2 separate regions of the Homo sapiens genome follow, and region 2 is linked to region 1. The links are chromatin loops, found by intact Hi-C in ENCODE. Cell type or tissue: mammary epithelial cell. All regions are shown on one strand. Links, peaks and the distances in the headings refer to the core of each region. The heading gives the core; the rest is flanking DNA.

Evidence for each region. A loop is a pair of places that touch in the nucleus more often than their neighbours do. Peaks named below come from ENCODE experiments on the same cell type or tissue, not always from the same donor. Only the 100,000 strongest peaks of a DNase experiment are listed, where the experiment ranks them.
Region 2: a loop joins it to region 1, with 4 times the contacts of the local background. A loop is called at or near these places in 3 of 110 quality-filtered maps.

Annotation. Positions count from the first base shown.
Region 1 is chr11:47,148,311-47,156,643 of GRCh38, forward strand. It overlaps CSTPP1 (centriolar satellite-associated tubulin polyglutamylase complex regulator 1), which reads left to right. Exons shown (of 9, transcript NM_024113.5): 5 at 6,866-6,951. It overlaps LOC124902672 (a long non-coding RNA gene), which reads right to left. Exons shown (of 2, transcript XR_007062668.1): 2 at 5,137-6,213. Among named protein-coding and RNA genes, the nearest start is that of ARFGAP2, 24 kb to the right of the region's middle. RefSeq lists an enhancer at 5,020-5,099. In mammary epithelial cell, for the core only: a CTCF peak has its summit at 4,982 (motif pointing left); a DNase peak (open chromatin) is centred at 4,951.
Region 2 is chr11:46,982,432-46,990,764 of GRCh38, forward strand. CSTPP1 (centriolar satellite-associated tubulin polyglutamylase complex regulator 1) reads left to right here. Exons shown (of 9, transcript NM_024113.5): 2 at 4,777-4,879. Among named protein-coding and RNA genes, the nearest start is that of CSTPP1, 50 kb to the left of the region's middle. In mammary epithelial cell, for the core only: a CTCF peak has its summit at 4,936; a DNase peak (open chromatin) is centred at 4,990.

The sequences.
Region 1 (8,333 bases), core at 128-8,127:
GGGACACCCTTCAGCCACCCCATGACTGACACCTTGACCTGAGGACACCCTCCAGCCACCCCATGACTGACACCTTGACTTGCGGACACCCTTCAGCCACCCCATGACTGACACCTTGATTTGGGGACACCCTCCAGCCACCACATGACTGACACTAGTCATGTGACCTCCTCAAAGAAGTCCAGTCATGGAAAGTGGCTCTTCTTTCTGGCCGTGGCTGAGGGCTGGCTTCCCCCAAAAGTAAACTGGAAACTAGATCGCTGGCTTCTGCCTGAGACCTCTGCCTGGTGGATGCTGGCAGCACGCATTTCCTCTGGGCTCTATTTTTATTTGCTCTTTTGGGCTCTCCCAGCACTTTAAACCAGATAGAATATACTTACTGATTACAGCCGGCGCTCATTCTGAGCACCTGTTAGACACTAGCATATATAACATCATCATGCTGACTCTCCACAAGAATCCTGGGAAACAGGAACTATGATTATATCCTCTTCACAGATGAGGAAACTGAGGCTCAGAGGGAAATTGTCACTTGGCCAGTGAGTAGTGGAACTAGGACTTAATCCTGGGGTCAACTAATCCAGAACTTCAGGAAAACCGGTGCAGCCCGTGCCACTAGACCAGGGAAACTGACCCTAATTAGGGGTGAATAGGAAGTTGGCAAGTCAGTAGGTTCAGGCTGGAAGCTGTTGCTTCCTTGGCACCCTTAGAACTCCCAGCCAGACTGCCTATCCCAGCTGCTGGAAGTCAGCAGGGGAGGGAGAAAGTGGCCAGTCTCTCAGACCAGCCACGTGCTCTTTCTCCACTCCAGTTGCCTGTCCTAGGCTCCACCCCACACATGGTTCTGCTCAGCACAGCCTGAACCAAAGTGCCTCTACTTCTCCCCAAGAGTCCCTCTCTCTAGCCCGGAGGCATGGTCCGCAAGGGTCCCTCCATGATCCAATAGATTTGTGCAGACTCTCACTGGCAGCAGCTCCCTGTTGGCTCCACTTCAAAGCAGGGGCGGCCGGGCACCTCCAGGTGTCAGAAGCAGCTGGCACGTTAGCAGAAGGCCTCTGGCAGGAAGGGGTGTTGAGCCAACTGCCAGCAACTGGAAAACAGCACATGGGGATGACCTCGTCTCCAAGAAGATTCTTTCCCGAGCCCTCTGGGAGTGGCAATGAGCTTGAGTTCAGAAGGAAGGAGCTGTCTGTGGGGATAGAAGGGTTGCAGGCAAAGGCAAAGAGGCAAAGACAGACCAGGAGCTTCCTGCTTGCCTTTTCCCATAGTTCTGCTGAGATTCCAAAGCAAGATGCAGATGCCCACAGCCAGAAAGATCCCATAGGTGGGTTAAAGACACAGATGCCTAGAACTTTCATGGTCTCAGCATTCATTTGGAGACAGACAGCACAGCATATGATGTGATTAAAAGCACCTTTCAGTAAGTCTTCTGCAGCCATAGACCTCTGAACATCAAACTGTCCCCCCACTAGATTTAACACTAACAGGAGGAGCTGTTAGTTCTGTCCACCCTTGGGACAACACTGTCAGAGCTGGAAGAAGCCCTTTGGGAAGTATGAGCCTTCAAACTTCTGCTTGAACATTTCTGGCAATACACATCTCATTCCTTTACAAATCAGCCACAATCCTAGAACTAAGCAGCTTGAAAATGTCTCTAGAGCCAAACTCTAGATCCCCGTGGCATCTCCCCAAGAGGCAGTCCTTTGAGAGTTGGGTCTCAGCCTTCACTTCCTCCCTAGTCTTCACTTCTAAGCAAAAGATCTAAATGCAGCCATTTATCCAGTATCCTGGTTTTTAGACTGTCCATCAGCCTGACCCTCTTCTCCAGGACTCTAGTTTACTCCCCTTAAACGGACTGTCCAGACCTGAAGGTAGTAGTATTTGAATGACAGCTCTTTTGCTCCTAGCTTGTAACCTTCGCCAAGTTTCTTAATCCCTCTGAATGTCTGCATTCTCCATAAAGATTGTAAGTATCTTTATGAGAGGGATTAAGAAACTGCTCCAGGTGCCACCTGGCCAGAGGAAAAGGGGACCGTGGCTTCTCTCACTCATTTGTTCATGCATTTCTTCATTCAACAGACGTTGACTGAGTGCCTACTATGTGCCAGACACCATACCAGAGTCAAGCCACAAGCAGGGAGACAGAGGTGTCACTTGGTAGATCTTATGTTCCCAGGACAAAGACAACAGTGTGAGGAGGTTTCCGAGAACTGCAGAAGCCAGTAGCAGGGGGGCCTATTCTAGGCTGGGTTAGAAAAGGTGCTTTCCTCTTTCATCTTCCCCAAGAGATGCTGTGGAGGCTTCAGCCTGAAGAATATGGAGATATCCGGTAGGTGAGGAGGAGGCATGGAGGGCAGGGAGCATCATGGGTAGAAGGGACAGGGAGCATTATGGCTAGAGGGACAGACTTGTCTGGAGGGCATGAGTAAGGACAGCTTCAGGGAGGATGGAAGGACTAGTGTGGCCAGAATGCAGTGGGGGAGTCGAGGGAGGCAGGGGGCAGATGGAGCGGGCTCACAGGCCAGATCCAAATGGGGGAACGTGTCCTAAGGGCAATGGGAAGACTGTGAAGGTTTTTTTTTTTTTTTTTTTTTGACATGGAGTCTTGCTCTGTCATCCAGGCTGGAGTGCAGTGGCACAAGCTTGGCTCACTGACATGGCCACCTCCCAGGTTCAAGCGATTCTCCAGCCTCAGCCTCTTGAGTAGCTGGGATTACAGGCATGAGCCACTGTGCCCGGCCTCTGTGAAGGGTTTCCAACACAATGGTAAAATGGTCACATTCACATTTTAGGAAAATCTTTCTGCCCACAGGATGGATACTCAATTAGAAGAAGGCTCACGCCTGTAATCCCAACACTTTGGGAGGCCTAGGTGGGCAGCTCATGAGGTCAAGAGATCAAGACCATCCTGGCCAACATGGTGAAACCCCGTCTCTACTAAAATACAAAAATTAGCTGGACATGCTGGCGCACGCCTGTAGTCCCAGTACTACTCGGGAGGCTGAGGCAGGAGAATCGCTTGAACCTAGGGGGCGGAGGTTGCAGTGAGCCACTGCACTTCAGCCTGGTGACAGAGTGAGACTCCATCTCAAAAAAAAAAAAGCAAGAGGAGTAGTTGCAGGGAAACTGGGTAGGAGGTCATGCCATCATCAAGAAAAGAGAGGTGAAGGCTGGGGGTAGGATGGTGGCTGTGGACGTGGAAAGAAGTAGATGGATTCAAGAGAAATTTCAGCAATAGCATTGATAGGACTTGGTGACTGGTTGATTGGCTTGGAGCAGAGGGTGGCGGGGGGAAGTTTCCAGGATGTCTAGTATGCCCAGCGTTTCTGGTTGAGGAGAGTCATAGCCGGTGTTGCTGTTAACACAAGCTCGGATCCATTTGGCTTTTTAAAAGGTAGCCAGTCTTACTTCTTGCAGTTGAAAAAAAACCCTCAGTCCTTTATACATGTGCTGCTGGGATCCAGCCACATGTCCCCCAGAAAGAAAGCCCTCGCCTCTGTCTGCACCCGCTTCACTCGCCCCCTACTCCCTCCTGCTCGGCATATGTTTCAGCTCCCCAGTCTCTGAGACTCAGACTCTTCACCTGTAGAATGGAAATAACAATAAGACCCACCCGTAGGACTGTTGTAGAATAAAATTTAATTAATGTAGTCAAATGCCTTAATAGCCTGCCATGAGGTAGGGTACTCAGGAAAGATACCTGCCTCTATAGGCGGATCACTTGAGGTCAAGAGTTCGAGACCAGCCTGGCCAACATGGTGAAACCCTGTCTCTACTAAAAATACAAAAATTAGCCGGGCATGGTGACAGGCACCTGTAATCCCAGCTGCTAGGGAGGCTGAGGCAGGAGAATCACCTGAACCTAGGAGGCGGAGGTTGCAGTGAGCCGATCTGCACCACTGCACTCCAGCCTGGGCAACAGAGCAAGACTCAAAAAAAAAAAAAATGCCTCTATTGTTACCCGTATTAAGGGCACCTGCAGGGCTGCCCTGCTCTGACGGACACTCCTACCCTCCCACGGTGTGCGCCCCCTCTTCTGCAACGGCCCATCTCCAAAGGGACTGCTGATGTTTGAGGTCAAGATGGCCCCTAGCAGAAAGCTGCAGACCACTTCTGAGGCTGGAAGGGTGTGCCCTGTTTATAGCTTCTAGTCCCATCTGTGGCTGAAAGAGGAAGATGCTAGTGGCACTCAGCATTAAGGCTTCCGCGAGGCTGCGAGGCAGGGGTAGCCCTTTGGGAAGTACGAGCTCAAGCTTCTGCTCCGAGGCAGGCTCTGGAATGGGCCTATTGGTGAGAATTGCAAATGGAGGTAACTTCTGTAATTAGACAGTGGTGATGGTGGCGCTACTTTGTGAATATACTAAAAAACTGAATTGTACGCTTTTAAAGGGTGACTTTTATGGTGTGTCATTATATCACAATGTAAATAAATAGCAAGTGGAAGTTGCTGCTATGGGAGTGCTGTGTTCCAACTGATGATCAACAGAAGCCATGGAACACGGGGAAAGCCTTGGGCTCCCTGGTGGTTTCCTGCTTGGGGATATTCACAGCCCAGTGCTGTTCTGTCGTAATTCACTTTAGACTATTGGGGCTCCAGCTGTCCTGAGAACAGGGCAGTAAAGGAAAGTCAGTGGCTTCTCATGTCCAGAGCCTTTGCCTGCCCTGCTGAGCCTGCCAAGGAAAAGCTTTGAGGTGCTGGTGGCCCTTGCTCCCTGAGCGCTCCCGGGGGAGCTCACTCTTCCTCTGCAGTTTGGAGGTCTTTGCTAACCCCAGTCCTCTCTAGCTGCCCGCTCTCTGCTGTCTCCCTGCTCCCTCAATCCAGATGTCAAAACAGATTCTGCCATCTGGGTGGGGAGGGAGCTGTTCTGCTGCCTGGGTTTTCCTTGGGTTATGAGATGGGGTAACCACTTGGCCTTTGGCACTGCACTTAGTCCTGTGAACTACTGACAGAGGGACCAGGGCACCCTCTTGTGGCCCTCAGCGGCACTGCTTCTTCCCGCCCTCCAGCCTTGAATTTCTTCCAGCTGGAATTCTAGTGTTGAACTCTGGTGGTGGAGGCAGCTGTCGTTCTCCCCAGGAGATGCCTAACATATCAGTAACAAGAAAGAAAATAAATCAGCCACAGAAACTAGGAGGTAAAATGTTAGTGTTTTTGCTCTGCAGCTTTATTTTCAAAGAGGCAGTGTGCTCTCATGGAAGATGTGTGGCCTGTGGAGTCCAGCAAGCTCCCCAGCTGTGTGTGTGACTTTGGCAGGCTGACCTCTGAGCCTCAGACTCTTCACGTGTAGAATGGAAATAATAAGACCCACCTGTAGGATTGTTGTGGGATAAAATTTAACGAATGCAGTTAAATACCTCAATAGCCTGCCACGCAGTAGGGCACTCAGGAAATGGCACCTGCTTCTATTGTTATCTGTATTACAATAAAGACTAGGCAGGAACCACTGTCTCTCTTCAGGAAGATCGCAGCAAAGGGAGTGGCACCACAATATCGTAGTCTCTGTGAAGCCCTTTCCCCAGCAGTGAGCAATCCTGGCTTTCTCTGGGGCTGATCCAGTTGCCAGTCTGGGAAACCTCTGACTCAGGGAAGTGGAGAGAGATTTAGAAAAATATGAGAGAGCAAAAGAAAACTTTTTTTGTTTTTTTTTTGACAGGGTCTCTCTCTGTCTCACGGGCTGGAGTGCAGTGGTGTGATCTCCGCTCACTGCAACCTCCGCCTCCCAGGTTCAAGCGCTTCTCCTGCTTCAGCCTCCTGAGTAGCTGGGACTACAGGTGCCCACCATGCCCAGCTAATTTTTCTATTTTTAGTAGAAGTGGGGTTTCACCATGTTGGCCAGGCTGGTCTCGAACTCCTGACCTCAAATGATTCACCCATCTCGGCCTCCCAAAGTGCTGGGATTACAGGCATGAGCCACCGCGCCTGGCCAAAAACAACTGAAAAAAGAAAAAAAGAAAGATAAAGCCAGAAGGACCTGATCAGAAACAGATTGGGGGCCCGCCCCACCCCATCTGATAGCTTGGCGCCTGCCTGGCATGTGATGGAGCCCAGCAAACGCTCGTTTCCTTCTCTTCTTGTCCTGGCTCAGATGAGGTGCTGAGCAGAGGATGAACATAGCCTTGGTCGGATCCCTTTATGAGTCAGACGGTTTTCTTCCTGTGAGGTGGGTCCTCAGTGGGAGGGACTAGAGACAGGAAAACCGTTGGGTGGGCAACCTGTGAACATGGATGCAAGGAGGAGCAGGGCGGCAGCACAAGATGAGTGTGGGTTTTGACCCTCACAAGTGCAGATTCCCCAATAGCTCTTTGCCCTCTCCCCTTGTCTGCCATCTGTGCCCCAGGGTGGCGGTGTCTGTCGCTGTTCTGGCCCTTTGGTAGCTTATTAAATCTCAGTACCACTTGCCAAGACCCTTTAAACCCCTTAGCTGTTCTTTTTGCCTTTTCTGATCAGCTGTATTTATTCTGAACTAAATGGTCCTCACGGCAGAATGAAAGGATTTACTGCTTAAGTATATGAAAAGAAACCTTGGCTGCATTACAGTTGCACCCTCTCCTCGCCACCCCCTGCCCATGCTCCATCCGCTAGCTGGTGCCACTGAGACTGAACCGGGAGCCCGCTCTGGGTACAGTGTGGTCAGTTCAGTTTGGTGGCAGAGTCCAATTGATGGAGCAGTGAGGTGACTGGGAGGAGCTTGCTTTTGGGAGCCCTCTCCTAAATGTCCTGCTGCCCCAGGGGAGACTGGCGGCCCAGGAACAGCTCTCTCTCTCCCTCTCCCCCGCACTTTTCCCTTCCTCCCTCTCCCTCTCTCCCTCCCCTCCTTAAACCTCTCCCCCATTCTCTCTCTCAGATTCTCTCTTTCCCCTTCAGGATTGTGCTCATGGACGATGCCATGGACTGCTTGATGTCTTTTTCAGATTTCCTCTTTGCCTTCCAGATCCAGTTTTACTACTCAGGTGAGTGTTCCGGGGCTCCATCTGGCTCCGCACAGGACCCTGTCTCCCTGTCCTGCCCTGCTGCCCTGCCCATCTGTGTGCCTGGCACACACGTTTCTCTTCCCCACTTCCTTTGGGGGTGTGCTTCACTGCGGGTCGCTAACAGGATGTCTAGTGTTCAGTGGTGGTCACAAGATTCAGTCTGCAGAGCCGACTTCCTCAGCCTCCTGAAGACACTGAACACCGCAGTGTTTTCAGTCAGCAACGCAACAAATCAGTTTAAGTGATAATGACAATAACAACATCCATAGCATCCACAGCATTCACTGCTTACTGAAAACTTACTATGTCCCAGGCACAGCACTGACTTTAATCTTGACAACAGCCTTGAGAGAGAGTCCTTTCAGAGACAAGCTCACAGAAGTAGTAGCCAGTCATGCAGCTCATAAGTGGTGGAGACCAGACCTGAAGGCTGACTCCAAAGCCAGCGTTCCCAACCTCGCTGCTATTTTACTGCCTTCAAGGGTCTCTCCCTTGGCAACTGATCGTGCGTTTGGGTGCACATTCTCCTCCACCCCACAGCTTTAAAAAAGCATACACCAGTCCTTTGTCACACTCCCACTCTGCTCCCCAATTCACACAGCTGCACCCTTAAGTCTCTCTGGAATCAGATGGAATAAATATAGACAAATAAATATAAATATACACCAGCTCACGCACAGAGACATCAAATGGAGTGCCGGGTTTACAAATTGCTGACTGTGTTCATAAACAAACTTGCTTAAAACAGGCTCTTCCAGTAAATAGAAGGCTGTCCTTAGATCCTAGAGGTGGCCTTCCTGCCAACTGGTGTCCCCAGCCAGCCCTGGCCTCATTTGGGCGCCACATTCTGTTTACTTGATGGCAGCCCAAGGGCTGTACAGTTAGGGGCTGGAGCCTGGGGTCTCGCCACCTGCTCTTAGCAGCACCAGTCATTTCCCATTTCTCTGAAGCTCTTGGGCCCTAGAGAAGGAGCAGCCATGTCTGGGAGAACATTTTTCCCTCACTGTCTCCCCAGCCCTCTTCTCACAGCACCCCCAGAGGGATGGGACAGCCACCACATTGGGCTGGGAGCATTACTGACACTGCCCAGCGGTGTGTGTAGAGACGAGATGGGCCATAAGTCAGCAGTTCTAACAATGGCTCAACTACGAAATTTGAAAACCATTTCAAATGACTGACTCATCAGCAGCTTTCAGGCTTTCTCTGTTCCTCGCTGGTATTCCAACACGCTTTCTTGAGGTAGAGAGGCAGGTGGCCACACACCATGGGGCTTACCAGTGGGAGCATACTCATGTTCACTCCTCCAAAAAATATTTATGGCCTTAATATGTGCCAAGCACAGTGCTAGGCAGGAGAGGCCA
Region 2 (8,333 bases), core at 125-8,124, 170 kb before region 1:
GGACTCTGTATTAAATAATAATTTTTAAAAAAGAGTGCTCTAACTAATGTTAAGGTGGAAATTCTAGACCCCTCAAACAAAAATTTCCAAATAGGACCCCTTATCATTTAATTGTGAAATAAACAACTAATGCTTTTATGGTATTTATGCTTGGGAAGAGAATAAAATAAATAGTTTTGGATTTTCCCCATATAAATTAGGGCCTGCTGAGTAATTAGCAGTTAATAAGTGAATGCTTCCTACAAGTTTAAAGGTCATACCTGAAATGGGTATATGATGATGTATATTTTTATAGTTATAGATTTTATATAGCCCAAGAATCCTTGAAGATAGTCTAAACATCTTGGTTTGATGAGCAGAACTTTCAATAAGGGGGTAAGGGGCTAATATTGTTTGAGCACTTACTATGTGCCAAGCACTATTCTAAGATGATTACATAGATTATTTTATTTAATCTTCACCACAGTCTTCTGTGGTAGGTACTAGTATTGCCCAATTTTATAGAAAAGGGCAGAGAGATAAGGTAACTTATATGAAGTTACACAGTCAGTAAATGACAGAGCTAGAAATCATATCCAGGTTCAGTTGGCTCAAGAACCCATATTCTTAACCATTGCAGTAAAAATTGTTATGCTGTTTTAATCTGTAGAGTCAGCATGTAGCAATAATAATATAATCATTAACATGTTACATTTTGCATATATTGAATGCTTTCTAAAGAAGTAGTTTATTATCAGACATATTCTTAGAATCATACCCATTTTATAGCAGGATTGACAGTGTTATAAAGAGATTACGTGATCAACATGGGGTGAGTCAACAGAACCAAGAAGTTTCTGATCCACAATTGCCTTCACTTGCTAGGTTCAAGTAAGGATCATATAGTGTTTACTTACATTTGCCTTAGATTTTTCAGTATAGCATGATGAAATTCTAAATGCTTATCTCAGACAGTGATGCTATCTGAGCAAGACATGGACAATTGGGCATTAGTGTGAATTTTAGGACACTAGAGCGTAGGTACAGGTTAGAAAACTTAATCCTCATCTTGTGGAAGTCATGGCAAAGCCAAAGAGGAAAAGCCTGTCTTAAATGCTTTTCCTTTTCCAAGGGGCAGCTAAGGTGCCCAGATATCTTTGCCCTCCAGGGATGCAGGTGTGCTGTTTTTTATTCTTTAATCATTCACATAAATTAAAGCCTATTCCTTTGCATTAAAAAAAATGTAAAATGACACTCTCCGTGTTTTATTGCCAGGCAAGAGCTTTGAACTTCTGTCTCATTGAAGTTTGATAAACTAAGGATTTTCCCGTGTTGGGTGGTACCCTTAACCACAGAGGGAGCATTAGACTGATAAGAGCTGCAGGTGAAGGAAACCACCAGGGCACGGCAATTAGGGAGAGCTTCGCACTTGGCTGTTGGCTGGTGTAAAACTCTCTGCAGGGAGGAACTTTTCTTCTTAGCTTCTTCCCTTCACCCACACGTAAAAAGAACACCAGGGCTTTCTATTTCTACTTTGCGAACTAGGAATGGATGGGATGGTTCTTTTCAAGAAACTTTCAAATTTAGGGACAAGTTCTAACTTCACACAAATGCTGATTGGTATGAAGGTGGGGGGACAGGACAGACAGACATACACACACATAAATTCACGTGGACCCAAATGGACCATATCTCTCAGGTGATTTTACTATCAACATACATTCCTGCCTTTGTGCACTGTGTAAAATAAAGATAATTTTTACTTCCATAACTGATTATAAAGTGTTAATGGTGAGGCAACGTGTTAAGAGAATGGGTTCTTGTATCAGGTAAACCTTGGTTCAAATCTTGGCTTCTCTTCCCACTAGCTGTGTAAATTAATTTTGTAAGTCTCAGTTCTCCCACTTGTAAAAATAGAAGTCTAAGAATAACTATTATAGGATTGTATTTGGAAGAAATAGAATAAAGCATGTGAAACAATTAGTACAGTACTATATCTGTCACATTGTTGTTTAATAAATTGTGCAAGTACTCAAAAATGGTAGCTGTTATTATTTGTAATATGAAACTAAATATCTGATTGGTAGATTAATGTTAAACATGCATGGTCCAATATATTTCTTTCTTTCCTTTTTTATATTTTTGGTATAAAGTCTATTTTCTTGAAAATTCCTGCTTTTTTTTTCTAGAAGGACAAAAGTACTTTGATTTTTACTGCTCTGAAAATATTTATCCCGTAAAAAGCTTTCACATTAACTTTGAGTCCCTGGAGCTAGGGAGGAGAAGCAGCAGGATTTGCTACTAAGTAGAGCTCTTTCATTTCTACCATCAAAAAGAAAAAAAAAAAAAATCCTGTGCTAGCCTTAGGTAGAGCTAAGTCATAAAAGGCCATATAGCCTAAGGAAGGACTCTTTTTATAAGATCAGGATAAACCGATAGAAGAAAGGAAGGAGAACACAGAGGTGAAAATGCAGCTGATTTTAATGTTTCCCTGGCCATTTTCCCTCCCAATTTAATATACACCTAATTATAATTATTATATTTTGAAAACAATACCAGAAATTGGCAGGTATTATCTCACAGCTTCACTCTTAGTTTTGGCCGTTTCTTAAAGAAACAGTTTTCTAGTTGGATGAACTGTTGAGTTGAGGCACTGATTTTGTTTTCACCTCTTTTTGGGTGGGGTTGGGGGTGGGCAGTCAGGGTTTGCAGTGGTTTATAGTTGTTAGTTTTGGGAAGCACTCATTTAGATAGAATGAGTCACAGAATGTAAACAGGTCATCCATCTGGACTTTAGGCTGCTGGGAACGTGGTGAAACCTTAGGTCACCGCGATCATTATGGTCAAATGAAGACTTTTGGGCTCAGGTTGGCAGGTAAACTTACTTGTTTTATGAGCTTCACTAGACTACCAGGACTTCAGAAATAGTTTTTTGAAATACCAATATTTATAAATTTTAGGTAATTCCATCATATTTTCCTGAGGAATGAAACTGTGAAAGAAGTAAATGTCTACTTTGGCAGCAACTTCATAGAATTGCTTTTTGGAAGGATATTCATCACTTTGGGGTTTTTTGTTCTCACTGCTCCAGATGAAAGTATTTTTCTGAATTTTTTATGGTAAATGTGGACACTGAATTGGAAGCTTCTATGTAAAGTTTGTCAGGAAACCTCTGTCATACCTAAGGATAAAATTCAGAGAAAGGGAAGAAGTATTTGAGTACCTGACATCTAAGAAGTTCTGGCCTATGTTGTTTACTGAGTAAACTCCCAATAATGCTTTGAGACAGGCTTTTAAGGAAACATGTTATCAATCACGTACTATGTACCAAACACATAGTGGTGTTTTACCTGTATTATCTTATTTATTTCTCATAACCCTATAATGTAAGTACCATTATTATCCCCATTTTACCATGAAGAATAGGCTTGAAGAATAATTTGTTTATGGTCACATAACTAGGAAGTGGCAGAGCTGAGAATGGAGCTCTCAACTCTCTGTAATCCAAAGCCCAGGTTCTTAACCAGTGATTCTTAAACTTAAGAGTACATAAGAAGCATCAGGAGTACTTGTTAAAAATTACTGGGCTGTAGTAAAAAATGTAAGGTCACTAAATCTGGGACAGTGCCAGACTATAAATCTGCGTTTTAAACGGCATCCCAGGGGATTCAGATCAAGAAATTGATTGACCATATTTTGAGAAACATAGTTAAATTATATTGCTTTTCACACTTGATAAAGAAGAAAACAGGTGTAGACTAAGTAACTATCCAAGATTAAGCTACCAAGACAGAGCCATGATTCAAACTCAGGTCTGTCTCACTCTAATACTCATACTTTTTATTATACGCCCATGATTAACTCACACATTTCCAAGTCACAACAAATGCAGAAAACATGACATCTAATAAACCAAGCCAGATAGATTTCATGGTCTTGTTATTTACCAAAGTTAATAACTTATATATACACCAGTACGAAAATTTTCATGGTCCTTAAACCTTTCCAGTGACTTTTTTTTTTTTTTTCTAATTTAAATTAACTGAGTTTTCTTTTTTTTCTGTTCTGAAATGAAGTCTGGCTCTGTCGCCCAGGCTGGAGTGCAATGGCATGATCTTGGCTCACTGCAACCTCCACCTCCCAGGTTCAAGCAATTCCCCTGCCGCAGCTTCCTGAGTAGCTGGGATTACTAGCTACTCAGGAAGTAGCCACTGCATCTGGCTAATTTTTGTATTATTGGTAGAGACAGGTTTTCACCATGTTGCCAAGCTGGTCTCGAACTCCTGACCTCAAGTGATCCACCCGCCTCAGCCTCCCAAAATGCTGGGATTACAGGCCTGAGCCACTGTGCCTGGCCAGAGTTTTCTTTACAATCATACCATCCATGCTTCAAGCATGGAATTACTAACTCCCTGGGATAAGTTTCTGATGCAGAAATGGAAAAGAATAGAAGGAGGTAGAAAGAAAAGAACTTCCAGGTGTATCTGCTGAATGGTGCTAAATCTCCTCTTCAACCCACCCTTGTGATTGAGATGAAGAATGAAGGGTTGATGCTAATACTAACAGCCAGTCAAATGGCAATTGGTCATGTTCACATCATCTCCCAATCTATCCTTTGAGACTATAGCTCAGTTAGGGTCAGCAAGTTTGCTTTGCCTATTCCAGTCCACTGATGAAGTGTCATCAGACAGAGCCAACACCTGGATTGCCTTACACATGACCTCCTACTAGGATTGGGATCATTCTTTTTAAAATCTTTCTCTCATTTTCTCTTTCTCTCTTGCTATTTGATTGCAGCTCAGCGACATGTCCTCACCTACATGGAGGATGCAGTGTGCCAGCTGCTAGAAAACAGGGAAGATATTAGCCAATATGGAATTGCCAGGTTCTTCACTGAATAGTAAGTACATGAATGTTGTACTAATACAGTGAACCCAGAGGAGGCGCTTGGAAGCAGGCAGGATACTTGAGGAACAGAGCAGGACAATGCTGATTAGGTAGTGGCAGTGAATGTTTAGTTTTGGTAGGTTGGTTGTGGGCCGCCCAAACATGTTTTGGAGCATGCCTTTGGTGCAGCTAGTTTGTCCAGTGATGTCTCATGAATAGTTTTGATTACAGTAGCTTAACAACTGCTTGTTTGATCTATTAGATCTATTTCTGTAGGTTTCTCTTTTAACTTTCTCCTTTATTCAAAATATTCACTTTGATTTCCTTTCGCTGATGTTCATCTAGCCTGTTTTTTTTCATGGCTGGCTTTTCTCATGGAATCTAGGCTAATGTTCCTCTGCAGTTTTCTTTCTACAGGATGCTGTGCCAATCACTTAATGATTTAAGTGTATTTCTAATCAGCAAAGTGAAGAGACAACCCACAGAATGGGAGAAAGTATTTGCAAACTACCCATCTGACAAGGGATTAATAACCAGAATATATAAGGAGCTCAAATATCTCTATAGGAAAACATCCAATAATCCCATCAAAAAATGGACAAAAGATGTGCATAGACACTTCTCAAAACAAGACATACAAATGGCAAACAGGCATAAGCAAAGGTGCTCAACATCATTGATCATCAGAGAAATGCAAATCAAAACTACAATGAGATAACATCTCACCCCAGTTACAATGGCTTGTATCCTAAAGACAGGCAATAACAAATGCTGGCGAGGATGTGGAGAAAGGGAACCCTTCTACACTGTTGATGGGGATGTAAATTAGTATAACCACTGTGGAGAACAGTTTGGAGGTTCCTCAAAAAACTAGGAATAGGGCTGCCATATGATCCAGCAATTCAACTGCTGGGTATATACCCAAAAGAAAGGAAATTAGTGTATCGAATAAATATCAGTACTCCTATGTTTGTTACAGCACTGTTTAGAGTACTAAGATTTGGAAGCAATCTAAGTGTCCATCAACAGATGAATGGGTAAAGAAAATGTGGTACATATACACAATGGAGTATTATTTGGCCCTAAGAAAGAATGAGATCCTGTCATTTGCAACAACATGAATGGAACTGAAGATCATTATGTTAAGTGAAATAAGCCAGGCACAGAAAGACAAACATTGGATGTTCTCACTTGTTTGTGGGATGTAAAAATCAAAACAATTAAACTCATGGACAAAGAGAATAGAAGGATGGTTACCAGAGATTGGGAAGGGTAGCAGGGGGCTGGGGGAAGAGGTGGGGATGGTTGATGGTTACAAAAAAGAAAAAAAAGAATGAAAAAGACCTGCTATTTGATAGCACAACAGGGTGACTCTAGTCAATGATAACTTAATTGTTCATTTTAAAATAACTCAAAGGGTACATTTAGATTGTTTGTAACACAAAGGAAAAATGCTTGATGGGGTGGATACCCTATTCTCCATGATATGATTAGTTAACATTGCATGTCTGTATCAAAACATATTATGTGCCCTAAAAATATATACACCTACTATGTACCCATGAAAATTAGAACTTAAAAAAATTTTTTAAAGGAATATTTCTAGAGGGAGGATATCTTTCATAGATTATATATTTGAAAGGTCATACCTAGGCCAGGCATGGTGGCTCAAACCCGTAATCCCAGCACTTTGGGAGGCTGAGGTGGGCAGATCATGAGGTCAGGAGTTGGAGACCAGCCTGACCAACATGTTGAAACCCCATCTCTACTAAAAATACAAAAATCAGCCAGGCATGGTGGCACGCACCTGTAATCCCAGCTACTAGGGAGGCTGAGGCAGGAGAATCGCTTGAACCCAGTAGGCAGAGGTGGCAGTGAGCCAAGATGGTGCCACTGCACTCCAGCCTGGCCAACAGAGAGAGACTCCGTCTCAAAAAAAAAAACAGGTCATACTTCTTTATAAAGTATACTTAGAATGTGTAAAAGTCAAAATGATTACTACCTTTTTTATTTTTCTGAGATAGAATTTTACTCTGTTGTTAAGGCTGGAGTACAGTGGCATCATCATGGCTCATTGTAGCCTTGAACTCCTGGGTTCAAGGAATCCTCCTGCCTCAGCCTCCCCAGTAGCTGGGACTACAGGTATGTACTATCATGCTCAGCTAAATTTAAAATTTATCTTTTGTAGAGACAGGGTTTCAGTATGTTGACCAGGCTGGTTTTGAACTGCAGGCCTCAAGTAATCCTCTCACCTTGGCCTCTCAAAGTGTTGGGATTGTAGGCATGAGCCACCATGCCCAACTGATTACCACTTTTTGAATATCACAGAACTGTTTTTAGGCTGAATGAGATAAACACTTTAAAAACACATTAATATTCTTTTTCTTCCAACTTTTATTTTAGATACAGGGAATACATGTGCAGGTTTGTTACATGGGTACATTGCACCCAGGTAGTGAGCATAGTACCCAATAGGTAGTTTTTGACCCATTACCCCTCTCCCTTCTCCCCTCTAGCAGTCCACAGTGTCTGTTGCTCCCATGTTCATGTCCATGAATGCTCAATGTTTAGCTCCCACTTATAAGTGAGAACATGTGGTATTTGGTTTTCTGTACCTACATTAATTCACTTAGGATTATGGCCTCTAGCTCCATCCATGTTGCTACAAAGGACATGATTTCATTCTTTTTTATGGCTGCATAGTACTCCATGGTATATATGTACCATATTTTCTTTATCCAGTTCACCTTGATGGGCACCTAGGTTGACTCCATGTCTTTGCTATTGTGAATAGTGCAGCAATGAATGTACGAGTGCATGGGGAGAATGATGTATTTTCCTTTGGCATACCCACTAATGAATGGGACTGCTGAGTCAAATTGTAGCTCTGTTTTAAGTTCTTTGAGAAATCTCCAAACTCATTTCCACAGTAGCTGAATTAATTTACATTCCCACCAACAGTGTATAAGCATCCTCTTTTCTCAGCAGCCTTGCCAGCATCTGTGTTTTTTCTTTTTTGACTTTTTAATAATAGTCATTCTGACTGGCATGAGATGGTATCTCACTGTGGTTTTGATTTGCATTTCTCTGATGATGAGTGATAATGAGCATTTTTTCATATGTTTCTTGGCCACTTATATATCTTCTTTTGAGAAAATGTCTGTTCATGTCCTTTGACCATTTTTAAATGGGGTTATTTCGTTTTTGCTTCTTAAGTTCCTTATAGATTCTGGATATTAGACCTTTGTTGGATGCATAGTTTGTGAATATTTTTTCCCATTCTGTAGGTTGTCTATTGATAGTTTCTTTTGCTGTGCAGAAGCTTTTTAGTTTAATTAGGTCCCACTTGTCAGTTTTTGTTTTTGTTGCAATTGCTTTTGGGGACTTGGCCAAGAATTATTTGCCAAGGCTGATGTTGAGAAGGATATTTCCTAGGTTTTCTTCTAGGATTTTTATAGTTTGAGATC